Regions from separate parts of the Homo sapiens genome. Here region 2 is linked to region 1. Evidence: read pairs that join two places in POLR2A ChIA-PET (ENCODE). Cell type or tissue: K562. All regions are shown on one strand. Each heading gives the region's core, and the rest is flanking DNA. Links, peaks and the distances in the headings are about the cores only. Region 1 overlaps OSBPL8 (oxysterol binding protein like 8). Region 2 overlaps ZDHHC17 (zDHHC palmitoyltransferase 17).

What was found. ChIA-PET counts read pairs that join two places held together with the same protein. Peaks named below come from ENCODE experiments on the same cell type or tissue, not always from the same donor. Only the 100,000 strongest peaks of a DNase experiment are listed, where the experiment ranks them.
Region 2: POLR2A ChIA-PET joins it to region 1 with 5 read pairs; 2 of 35 experiments call an interaction of 5 or more read pairs at or near these places.

What each region holds. Positions count from the first base shown.
Region 1 is chr12:76,403,820-76,409,207 of GRCh38, forward strand. The region is part of intron 5 of OSBPL8 (oxysterol binding protein like 8); the gene reads right to left. Among named protein-coding and RNA genes, the nearest start is that of BBS10, 58 kb to the left of the region's middle. In K562, for the core only: no CTCF peak of the experiment used is centred there; no DNase peak of the experiment used is centred there.
Region 2 is chr12:76,775,462-76,780,849 of GRCh38, forward strand. The region is part of intron 1 of ZDHHC17 (zDHHC palmitoyltransferase 17); the gene reads left to right. Among named protein-coding and RNA genes, the nearest start is that of ZDHHC17, 14 kb to the left of the region's middle. In K562, for the core only: no CTCF peak of the experiment used is centred there; a DNase peak (open chromatin) is centred at 2,650; H3K4me3 peaks cover 423 bases.

The DNA of each region.
Region 1 (5,388 bases), core at 146-5,145:
TCAATTTTTAGATTAATAAGAACAGATAACACATTTATTTGTCAATGATACCCAGTGTGTATCACCCGAAGAAAAGAATGAACTTAGTAAATATCTAACGAATTAATAAAATGAAAATAAAATAGGTACTTGCAGCTCATTTCTCTCATCTCTCCTAAAAACACTTCTGCTACTTGGTATGAAAGATGGGCTATTAAGGTGATGGTATTAACTGGCTGAACCAGAAGGGAAATGCAAACAATTCTCAATGTAGAAATCAACCTAGTTAAACTTTTGGGAAAGTTACTCCTTTAAGAATTGGAGTTGAAACATCACATTAATTACTCCAATGATGATGGCATATATTGTGATACCAAAACAATTTCATAACATTCCTCAAGCCAAACAGGTTTCTGTCTTCTCCTTGGCCCTGGGAACACAAAATGGCATGGCTATTGTCAGAAGAATATGATGGCTTAAAATTATTAGGAGATTCTACTTCCCACAACTTAATAGGACAATGTTTATAGTAGTGTACTTTTTAGAAACTATTAAATAAAAAATACTAATAGTATTAGCTTAAAAGTTAATGAACATTCATGGTTGTTTACTATTTACCAAGTACAGTTAACTCTTGAACAACATAGGTTTGAACTGCGTGGGTCCACTTATAGGCAGATTTTTTTTCTACGGAAGTTACACTGAGTGTACCTGCCTTTCTTGCTTCCCCTACCACCTTCTCCGCCTCTTCTGCCTCTGCCACCTGAGACAGCAAGACTAACTCTTCCTCGTCAGCCTACTCAATGTGAAGATAACAAAGATAGACCTTTCTGATGATCCACTTCCACTTAATAAACAGTAAATATACTTTCTCTTATGATTTTTTAAATAACATATTCTTTCCTCTAGCTTACTTTATTGTAAGAATACAGTATACAATACCTATACAAAATATGTGTTAATTGACTATGTTATCAGTAAGGCTTCTGGTCAACAGTACACAATTACAGTAGTTAAGTTTTTAGGGAGTCAAAAGTTATATGCAGATTTTTATATGCACAGGGGAGGGCAGGGTCAGTGCCCCTAACTTGCATGTTGTTCGAGGATCAACTGTATATACGAAATATTTATATACTCAAAGCAAACTTAGGAGATAGTAGTTGTATCCCTCTTTTACTAATGAGGACACTAAAACTAACAGATTAATATCTTTCCAAAGTCACAAAGCTACAAAGTGGATGAGCTGGGATTTGTACCCTACTCTAATTCCCAGCTTCATGTTCTTAGTTATCTCACTATATTAATTTCTTACCTTTTAAAACTGTTCATATGGTATCTTAAAGTTAAGATCTATCTTTATGAACAAGGAGAAATCTGTGGCCGGGCATGGTGACTCATGCTGGTAATCCCAGCACTTTGGGAGGCTAAGGCGGGAGGATTGCTTGAGCCCAGGAGTTCAAAACCGGCCTGGGCAACATGGTGAGACACCGTCTCTATGAAAAATAAAAAAATTAGCTGGGCATAGTGGTGTGTCCCTGTAGTCCCAGCTGTTTGGGAGGTTGAGACAGGAGAATCACCCGAGCCTAGGAGTTTGAGGCTGCAGTGAGCAGTGATTGCACCACTGCACTCCAGCCCAGATGATAAAGTGAGACCTTGCCTTAAAAAAAATCAAATTTGTTTCCCTAACAATTCTATATGATAAGCTCTAGCGTGGTTATTCCTAAAAGATTACTGTACATAGGGGACCAGCAGGTCAGAAGGGTGTCACATGAGCTTGGTAAACCGCCCTCAAGGAATCTTTAACTCACATATCTCAAGGAATCTCTGCCATAACGTGCAGTCTAGTTCTGTAATACAAAAAGGAATGACCAAGTTCCACAGTCTTTTCTAAATTACTACCTCGGTTTTCTGAATCAAAACACCTTTCAAATGCCAAAAATGTAAACGATTTTTTTGTTGGGGATAGTTTACTAAACTAAGTTTCCCTGCCTTCATAAACTTTATTGACCACTCTCTTAATGATGACCATCAAGATAGGCAGGTTTAATGTATACTACTGCTTCCCTCTTTGTTAAATGGCATTAGAATGTTTAGCATGTTATATATTTTTTACTTCTTTCCTTCTCTTTTTCTTCTTTATTTTCCCCTTTAACTGCTATCCCCTTACAGGCTCTGTGACTTTGAGAAGTTAATTTAACCTGTCAGTCTTAGTTTCTTCATCTGTAAAATGAAGATACTACTACTAATTTATAGGGTTGCTTTGAGGGTTAAATGATACTTAAAGTGTTTAACTTAGTACTTGGTAATATATTGTTTCAGGTTTATGACTATATTTCAGATTGCAGGTGCTATCAAAAATCTGACCTTTAGAGATTTAAATAATGGGGCATTTATTTATGAAAATACTTTGCAATTTGCTTTGAAAATTACAAAATGCTACAGATACAAGGAACAACAAGGATAATGATAAGTTACTGTGATCACATCAGACATTTTGGTTTAGAAAGGTTTGTTAACTATCCAGGTAAATGTATATTTTAAAGCAAGTAAAAGATGATTTAGCAAACCTACAAGGCAAATAGTTAAACGGTTGAAAAATCAACTTAAAGAGATGTGAGCTCAAAAACTCCTTATCCTTTTAACAGAATTCCTTTTATCCCACTAGACACATTAGTTATGTTGTAATTCCTTTGGTTGAGATGGATAATTAAAAATTCATTTTAAAATGCTACTTTGTTTGGGATAATCTGATTAACCGACTTTTCCAATTCACTCATTCATACAATGAAAAAGCCTAGGAAAAGGTGCATGAGAAAGAGGAACTGCCTTATTTTTTGAGATGGGTCTCACTCTGTCACCCAGTCTGGAGTGCAGTGGTGTGATCACAGCTCACTGCAGCCTCCAACTCCTGGGCTCAAGTGATCCTCCCACCTTAGCTTCCTGAGTAGCTGGGACCACAGGAACATGCCACCACGTGTGGCTAATTTTTTGATTTGTAGAGTCAAGGTCTCGCTAGGTTGCCCAGGCTGGTCTCGAACTCCTGGGCTCATGCAATTCTTCCACCTCAGCCTCCCAAAATGCTGGGATTACAAGCATAAGCCACTGTGCCCAGCTCCTTTATTTTTAAATAATGTCTTGGGGATGAGGCAGGTGTAATTCATTGTGTTAATCAGGCTCAATCATGAATTTTAAGAAATAACATTTAACCTAAAATCCTGTGACCAAAATGAGAGTATTCATATTTTTTGCATCAAGTTGGGAAAAGTTAAAATTGTTTGATGTCCTCAGTTACACAACTTAAATCATGAAAGGAATAATAAATCTTGTTTTCCAAAATTACTCAGATAAGAATAAAAATCTTCAGAATTCCACAAGTATGAGGTTTAATGATAAATGTATAAATTTTACAACTGTTCTGAAAAACAAGAGAGTTGGTTGCATGCTCATATATATACACAAATTTATATATTTGAGACAAGGTCTCACTTTGTCTCTCAGGCCAGAGTGCAGTGGCGCAAACATGGCTCACTTTCAGCGTCAACCTCCTGGGCTCAAGCATCTCCTGCCTTAGCCCCCCAGGTAGCTGGGATCACAGGCATGTGCCACCACACCCGGCTAATTTTTGTATTTTTTGTAGAGACAGGGTCTTGTCATGTCCAGGCTGGTCTTAAACTCCTGAGCTCAAGCAATCTTCCCATCTCAGCCTCCCCAAGTGCTGGGATTATAGGCATGAAACATTGCACCCAGCAGAATGTTAAAATATTTAAAGACAATGTAGCAACTATAGACATCTTAAGCTAACAGAATAAACTAAGATTAAATCTAAATTATGAGAAAATCAGTAAGTTTCAGCTCTTGGAAAATAATATGATGAGTATAATTTTACTTATATACCAAATAGTTATGTTAAGAATCCCATTCATTCACTCTAATGCTTTATTCATAAGAAAATAAATTCTTAACTATCTACTGTTAACCAGCTTCTTTGTCAGGTACTTTCTGCACCACAGTCTGGGAGGTAAGATCTTACCTCCCGTGAACAAAAAAGAAAACTGAAGCCACTGTGAATTCTAGTTTTAAGACTTACTATTTTGAGTCTTGGGGAATTAATTTGTCTGAGCCTCAGTTTGTTCATTCATAAAATGGGGCCAATAATACCTGTCTTCTAGTATTGTTATGAACGTTAAAATGGCCCAAGTAAACTCTCAACAAAAAGTAGTTATTAAGTTGGGCATGATGGCAATGTGCCTGCAGTCCCAGCTACTTGGGAGGCTGAGGTGAGAGGACTGATTGAGCCCAGGAGTTCGAATCCAGCTTGGGCAATATAGTGAGGCCCTCATCTCTTAAAAAAAAAAAAAAAAAAAAAAAGGTAGCTATTAATGGCCGGGCACGGTGACTCACGCCTGTAATCCCAGCATTCTGGGAGGCCGAGGCGGGCAGATTACAAGGTCAGGAGATCGAGACCATCCTGGCTAACACGGTGAAACCCTGTCTCTACTAAAAATACAAAAAAATTAGCCAGCTGTGGTGGCGGGCGCCTGTAGTCCCAGCTACTCGGGAGGCTGAGGCAGAAGAATGGCGTGAACCCAGGAGGCAGAGCTTGCAGTGAGCCGAGATCGCACCACTGTACTCCAGTCTGGGTGACAGAGCGAGACTCCTTCTCAAAAAAAAAAAAAAAAAAAAAAGTAGCTATTAATATCATTGTAACTAGCAGCTAAAAACTTATAGGTAATAGGAGAGTCAAGATTCAAATTGACTCTTCACTTTAAAGCAGTGCTGCCCAGTAGAACGTTCTAAATGACAGATGTCCTATATCTGAGCTGTCCAGTGTGGCAGCCACTAGCCATATGTGGTTACTGGGCATTTAAGGTGTGACTAGTATAACTGAGGAGCTGGATTTCTAATTTTATTTACATTTAATTAATTTAAGGATCCACATATGACTAGATGCTACTGTACCCAAAGCATAGTTCTAAAGCTTGTGGGTTCCTCCCCGCCCCCCATTAAGGCACACAGCTTCATTTAAGGTATGCAAAGTTCCTTTTCAGGCCTCCCCCTTAAAGGGTACACATAGATGGCAAATAGGTAGCTGTGGTATGTAGGTCTTTGTGTTTAGGTGTTTAGGCTTTTGAGTACGAATACCATTATACCATGTATTCACCAATTCTGGTATTAATTGCTTGAAAATAGATCTTTTTTTTAAAAAAAAAACTATAAATCTCATTGTATTTCTAGCTGTGGCAGACCTAAGATAAATTATTTCCTACTTTCTTTAATAATACAGATCATGTAAAATGATTGACAGGGCTCAAAACTCACTACCCGAAAATATAGGGGCATACTGACTCTTCTAAGCTGAAGGAAACTGAGAAAACTTGAAAAGCAGAAAGGTCACTCTCTGACCTTCTG
Region 2 (5,388 bases), core at 196-5,195, 370 kb after region 1:
CAGTAACTGATTTGTTTATCTCCATTTGATATAGCCTAAAGAGTGATATTTTAAAAATCTAAGTAAGTCTGTAAAAGATTTTTCAATTAGTGTAAATAATCCTTCAATTAGTAGAAGTAAAAATTTGAAGTGATAAAAAAGCATTCAGTTCAGTTGGCAGTATTTTCTTTCTTAGTGGTACATACAATAATGGTGCATATTATAATCAATAGCATCTTTTGATTTTATGAAATTCTGTCTCTAAGTAAAATTTAGAACAATACCTGGCAAATAGTTAGCTGTTGTTTTATAATCTTTACTTACTTTCTTTCTGCAGTTCCAAGATTTTAAGAGAGCATGTACACTATTGTTAATCTTGTTTTTAACCCTAGAATTTTACCTCCCTATGTTCTTTCACTGAAATTATAAATATTCATTAATCTTTATTTATATTTCTGTAAATATAATCATGAATAAATTCTAGACAGTGTTTTCTTTGGAAATTTTGCTTTCTCTTTGACCACTCATAATGTAAATAGCCAGAATCTTCCACCTGTTTGTGAGAGGTTAATTAGCTTGATTTCAGAAATTCCCATTAAACTTTTTTTCCTTATTTGTGTCCTTTTTCCATTGAATAATTGATGTAATCAAGTCCCAAAAAAGGGTACAGGTGGAAAAAAAAAATTCTTGACAAACTAGAATCTAGTCTTCTAGCATAGCAGACCATATATAAACTTAAACTTTCTGAACATTATTATCCTAACATCCGATTTATTCTATACTGTTGAATAATGTATAAATTTTAAAGGTATCAGAAATTTAAGTTTCAGCATGGGTTTTTTTTAGCCTTAATGGTGACACATGATTATTGTAAAAAATTTAAGTAGTACAGAAGGATATATAGTTCATGGTGAAGTCCCACAGTTCCCTGTCCCCAGCAAGCACAAACTTCTCTCACTCCTCACAGGTAAATACTACTTTAAAGTACACTCAGAATTTTCTATGCTTGTACATTTAAATATATATTTTACATACATGTTCATGTATATTTATTTCCTTGTTTTTATTACATAAATGTTATGTTATAAAATCTGTATTTTTCTGAATACAATTTGGACATAGCTGTATTTTAGCACATAACGATCTTCCCTATTCTTTGTAGTGTCTGGACCTGCATTGTTCAATGGTGACCACCACTGATGTGTGGCAGTTTAAATTTAATTAAAATGAATAAAATTTAAAATTCAGTTTTTCAGTTATACAAGTTACATTTCAAGTGTTTATTAGCTATGTGTGGCTAGTGGCTGTTGTTTTAGGTAGCACAGAATTATAGAACAGGTCAATAATCTATATACAGAAAGTTCAATTGGACAGCTTTGTTCTGGACAGTTTTTTAAAAAAACTTGTATGAAAATTTTTTTTACTGTGTAACTTTTTATTGAGGCATATTTTATGATAAATTGTGCACATTTTAAATGCTCAAGTTGATAACTTTTCTTGAACTTTTTAAAATAGTTGTAGATTCACATGCAGTTGTAAGAAATAACACGGAGAGATCTCATGTATCCTTTACCTTGATTCTCCCAGTGGTAACACCTTGCAAAATTATAGGACACTGTAGGATAGGATAGGATAGTATATAATAGCACAACCAGGAAATTAACATTGGTACAGTCAAGATACAGCACACTTCCTTCCCCATAAGGATTCTTCATATTGCCCTTTTATACCCATGTGGTCTTCCTTCCAGCTCCCAACCTGTCCTTAACCCCTGGCAATCACTAACCTGTTCTCCATTTCTATTATTTTGTAATTTTAAGAATGTTACATAAGTGGGATCATGTAGTATGTAACCTTATGGGATTGGCTTTTCTCATTCAGCATAATTCTCTGGAGAGTCATCAGGTTGTTGTGTGTATCAGTACCTTGTTCCTTTTTGTTACTGAATAGTATCCCACAGTATGGATGTACCGTGATGTGTTAACCATTCACCCATTGAAGATTATCTGGGTTGTTTCCAGGTTTTGGTTATTAGAAATTAAACTGCTTTAAACATTTGTGTACAAGTATTCATGTAAACATAAATTTTGATTCTTCTGGGAGTGCAATCACTGGGTCATATGGTAGTTGCATGTTAATGTTTGTAAGAAACTGACAAGCTGTTTTCCTGAGTAACTGTACATTTTACATTCCAATCAGCAGTATATGAGTGAGGATGAGGGAGAGCTGCATCCTCACCAGCATTTGGTATTGTCACTTTGTTGTGATTTTTATTGTTATATTTACTTTCTAATTGGTCTTGGGATCTCTATCTTGAGAGGGCCATAAGGCAAGTAGCGTCACTCTAGGAGAGCCCTAGCAGGGATTGGGGAACTGAGTTAGGTTTGTGCGTGTGTGTCAGGTGAGACACATGAGGAAGTGAAACCAGAATGAAACGAGATTTACTGGTAGAGCCCAGAGAGGTTAAGGTTAAGGAAGGATGCGGGGAGCTGAGGGAGGGGAGAGAGAAAAAGAGTGAGAGGGAAAAGGGGATATCAGTGGGACTATGCCTTTTTTAAGGTACATGGGCATTACCCTGTAGGCTTTCCTGTGGTGGTTGTGGATTGGCTAGTTTAAAGCAAACACTCCTGAAGGGAGATCTTATTTACATGACTCTGGTGTTGACCATTAGGTTTTTATCGTGGTCAGCAGCTGTGGGGAATATTGAGTTTTTGGTCAGTGAGATGAAGAAGTCTATATTGCAGACAGTCACACAGGCAAGGGAAGTTTTTTTTTGTTTGTTTTTTTGAGATGGAGTCTCGCTCCCACCCAGGGTCGAGTAGAAGGGCACGATTTCAGCTCACTGCAACCTCTGCCTCCTGGATGGGTTCAAGCGATTCTTCTACTCTCCTGCCTTAGCTTCCCAAGTAGCTGGGACTACAGGCATGCACCACCACACCCAGCGAATTTTTTTAGTTTTTAGTAGAGACGGGGTTTCACTATATGTTGGCCAGGCTGGTCTCAAACTCATGACCTCAGGTGATCTGCCTGCCTCGGCCTCCCAGAGTGCTGGGATTACAGGCATGAGCCACTGTGCCCTGCCGGGAAGTTTTAACTAGGCCAAGATGGAGGGCTATAGCTGGGTTTCAGATAACTTACGTTAGATCTAAAAATGGATGCTGAGTCAGCAACCATAATAAAGAAATTTTTGACACTTTTTAATTTTAGCCCAGTCTTATAGGTAAGTGATAAGTCATTGTCATGTTAATTTGCACTTCCCTAATGGCAGATGATGTTAAATATCTTTTCATGTGCATATTTGCCATTTGTATGTCTTGTTTGGTGAAGTGTCTCTTCACGTCTGTATGACTTTGTCAGGGCTCCCATAACAGAATGCTACAAACTGGGTGACTTAAACAATGGAAATTTTTTTTCTCCAGTTTTGGAGGCTAGAAGTCCAAGATCAAGTTTCTTCTGAGGTCTCTCTGCTTAGCTTGCAGATGGCTGCATTCTCATATTCTCACATGATCTCTTTATGTATCCAAATTTTCTCCTTTTTAAAAGGACAGTAATCACATTAGATTAGGGCCCACCCAATGGCCTCATGTTAATTTGATCACCTCTTTAAAGACCCTAGCTCCAAATACAGTCTGTTCTGAGGTACAGGGGTTAGAGCTTCAACATATGAGTTTCGGGGGTATACATTTCAGCTGCTAATTGTGTCTTTTGCCTATTTCCTAGTTGATTATTTATTTTACTGTCAAGTTTTGAGAGCTGTTTATATATCTTAGGCACTAGTCACTTTGTTGTGATTTGCAGTTATTTTCTCCCAGTCTGTAGCTTGTCTTTTCCACCTTTGTATTAGTCTGTTCTCACGCTGCTAATAAAAACATACCCAAGACGGGGTACTTTATAAAGGAAGGAGGTTGAATTGACTCAGTTACACATGGCTGGGGAGGCCTCACAATCATGGCAGAAGGCAAGGAGGAGCAAAGTCACGTCTTACATGGTGATAGGCAAGAAAGTGTGTGCAGGGGAACTCCCATTTATAAAACCATCAGATCTTGTGAGATTACTATCTCACTAGAATAGCATGGGAAAGACCCATCCCCATGATTCAATTACCTCCTACCAATTCCCTCCCATGACACGTGGGAATTATGGGAACTACAATTCGAGATGAGATTTGGGTGGGGACACAGCCAAACCACATCAGCCTCATAACAGTCTTTCCCAGAGCAAAAGTTTTAATTTTGATGAAGTCTATTCGACCAATTTTTCCTTTTATGAATTGTGCTTTTCATGTCAAGTCTGAGTTTTCTTTGCCTAGCCTGAGATCCCAAAGATTGTCTTCTGTGTTTTTAAGTTTATAATTTTACCTTTAACATTCAAGTTCATGATTAATTTTGAGTTAATTTTTGTATAAAGTGTGAAAGTTAAGGTTGAGCTTCTTTTTTCTTTTTTTTTTGCCTATAGATATCCAACTGCTGTGGTACATCTCTTCCATTGAATTGCTTTTACATTGTTGTAAAAAATCAGTTGAGCATATTTGTTGTTTTTATATCTGGGTCTTCTGTTTCATTGATTTATGTATTCCTCAGCCAATACTACACAGTCTTGATTACTATAGCTATATAGTAGGTCTTGGAGTTTAGTAGTTTGCTTCTTCTCACTTTATTCATCTCTTTCAAAATTGTTTTAGCGGTTTGTTTTCTTTTACTTCCTATGTAAATTTTAGGTTAAACTTGTCTATTGTCTACTTGCTGGGATTCTGATATTAAATTTATATATCAATTGGAGAATTGACAGTTTTTACCATATTAAAATTTCCAGTCTGTCATTATGGCATGCCTGCTTATTTATTTAGATATTCTTTGACTTCTTTTATTGGTGTTTTGTAGTTTCCAGCATAAAAGATACTGTACATGTTTGGTTACAATAATTTCTGTCTCCTCATGCCCACTTAAGGACACCTCTCCAGCAGTTCTCTACACTTAACATCATTAGTTTTTGGCTCTACCAGATCATTTCTGTTAGTGATCATTTCTCTCATCTTACAAAACAAAAGCAAAATAAAAAACTTTATTTTTCTTTGATTCCATGTCACTTCTGGCTACCGCCCAACTTCTTTGTAATAAAATTCTTAAAAAGTTGTCTGTACTTGCTGTTCCCAGTTCCTTTTCTCCCATCTTTTCTTAAGTCAACTGCAGCCTAACATGTGCCCCACTTTCCAAGTAATGTGACCTCTATATTGTTAAATCCAATGATTACTTGCAGTCTTCATTCTTCCTGACTTTTCAATAGCATTGATGTAGTTGATCTCTCTTTGATAAACTTCTTCACTTTTCTTCAGGGAAATACAAATCAAACAAGATAAAATTAGGTAGCCATTGGATCTCCCCAAATTAAGAAGTCCGATAGGCCGGGCGC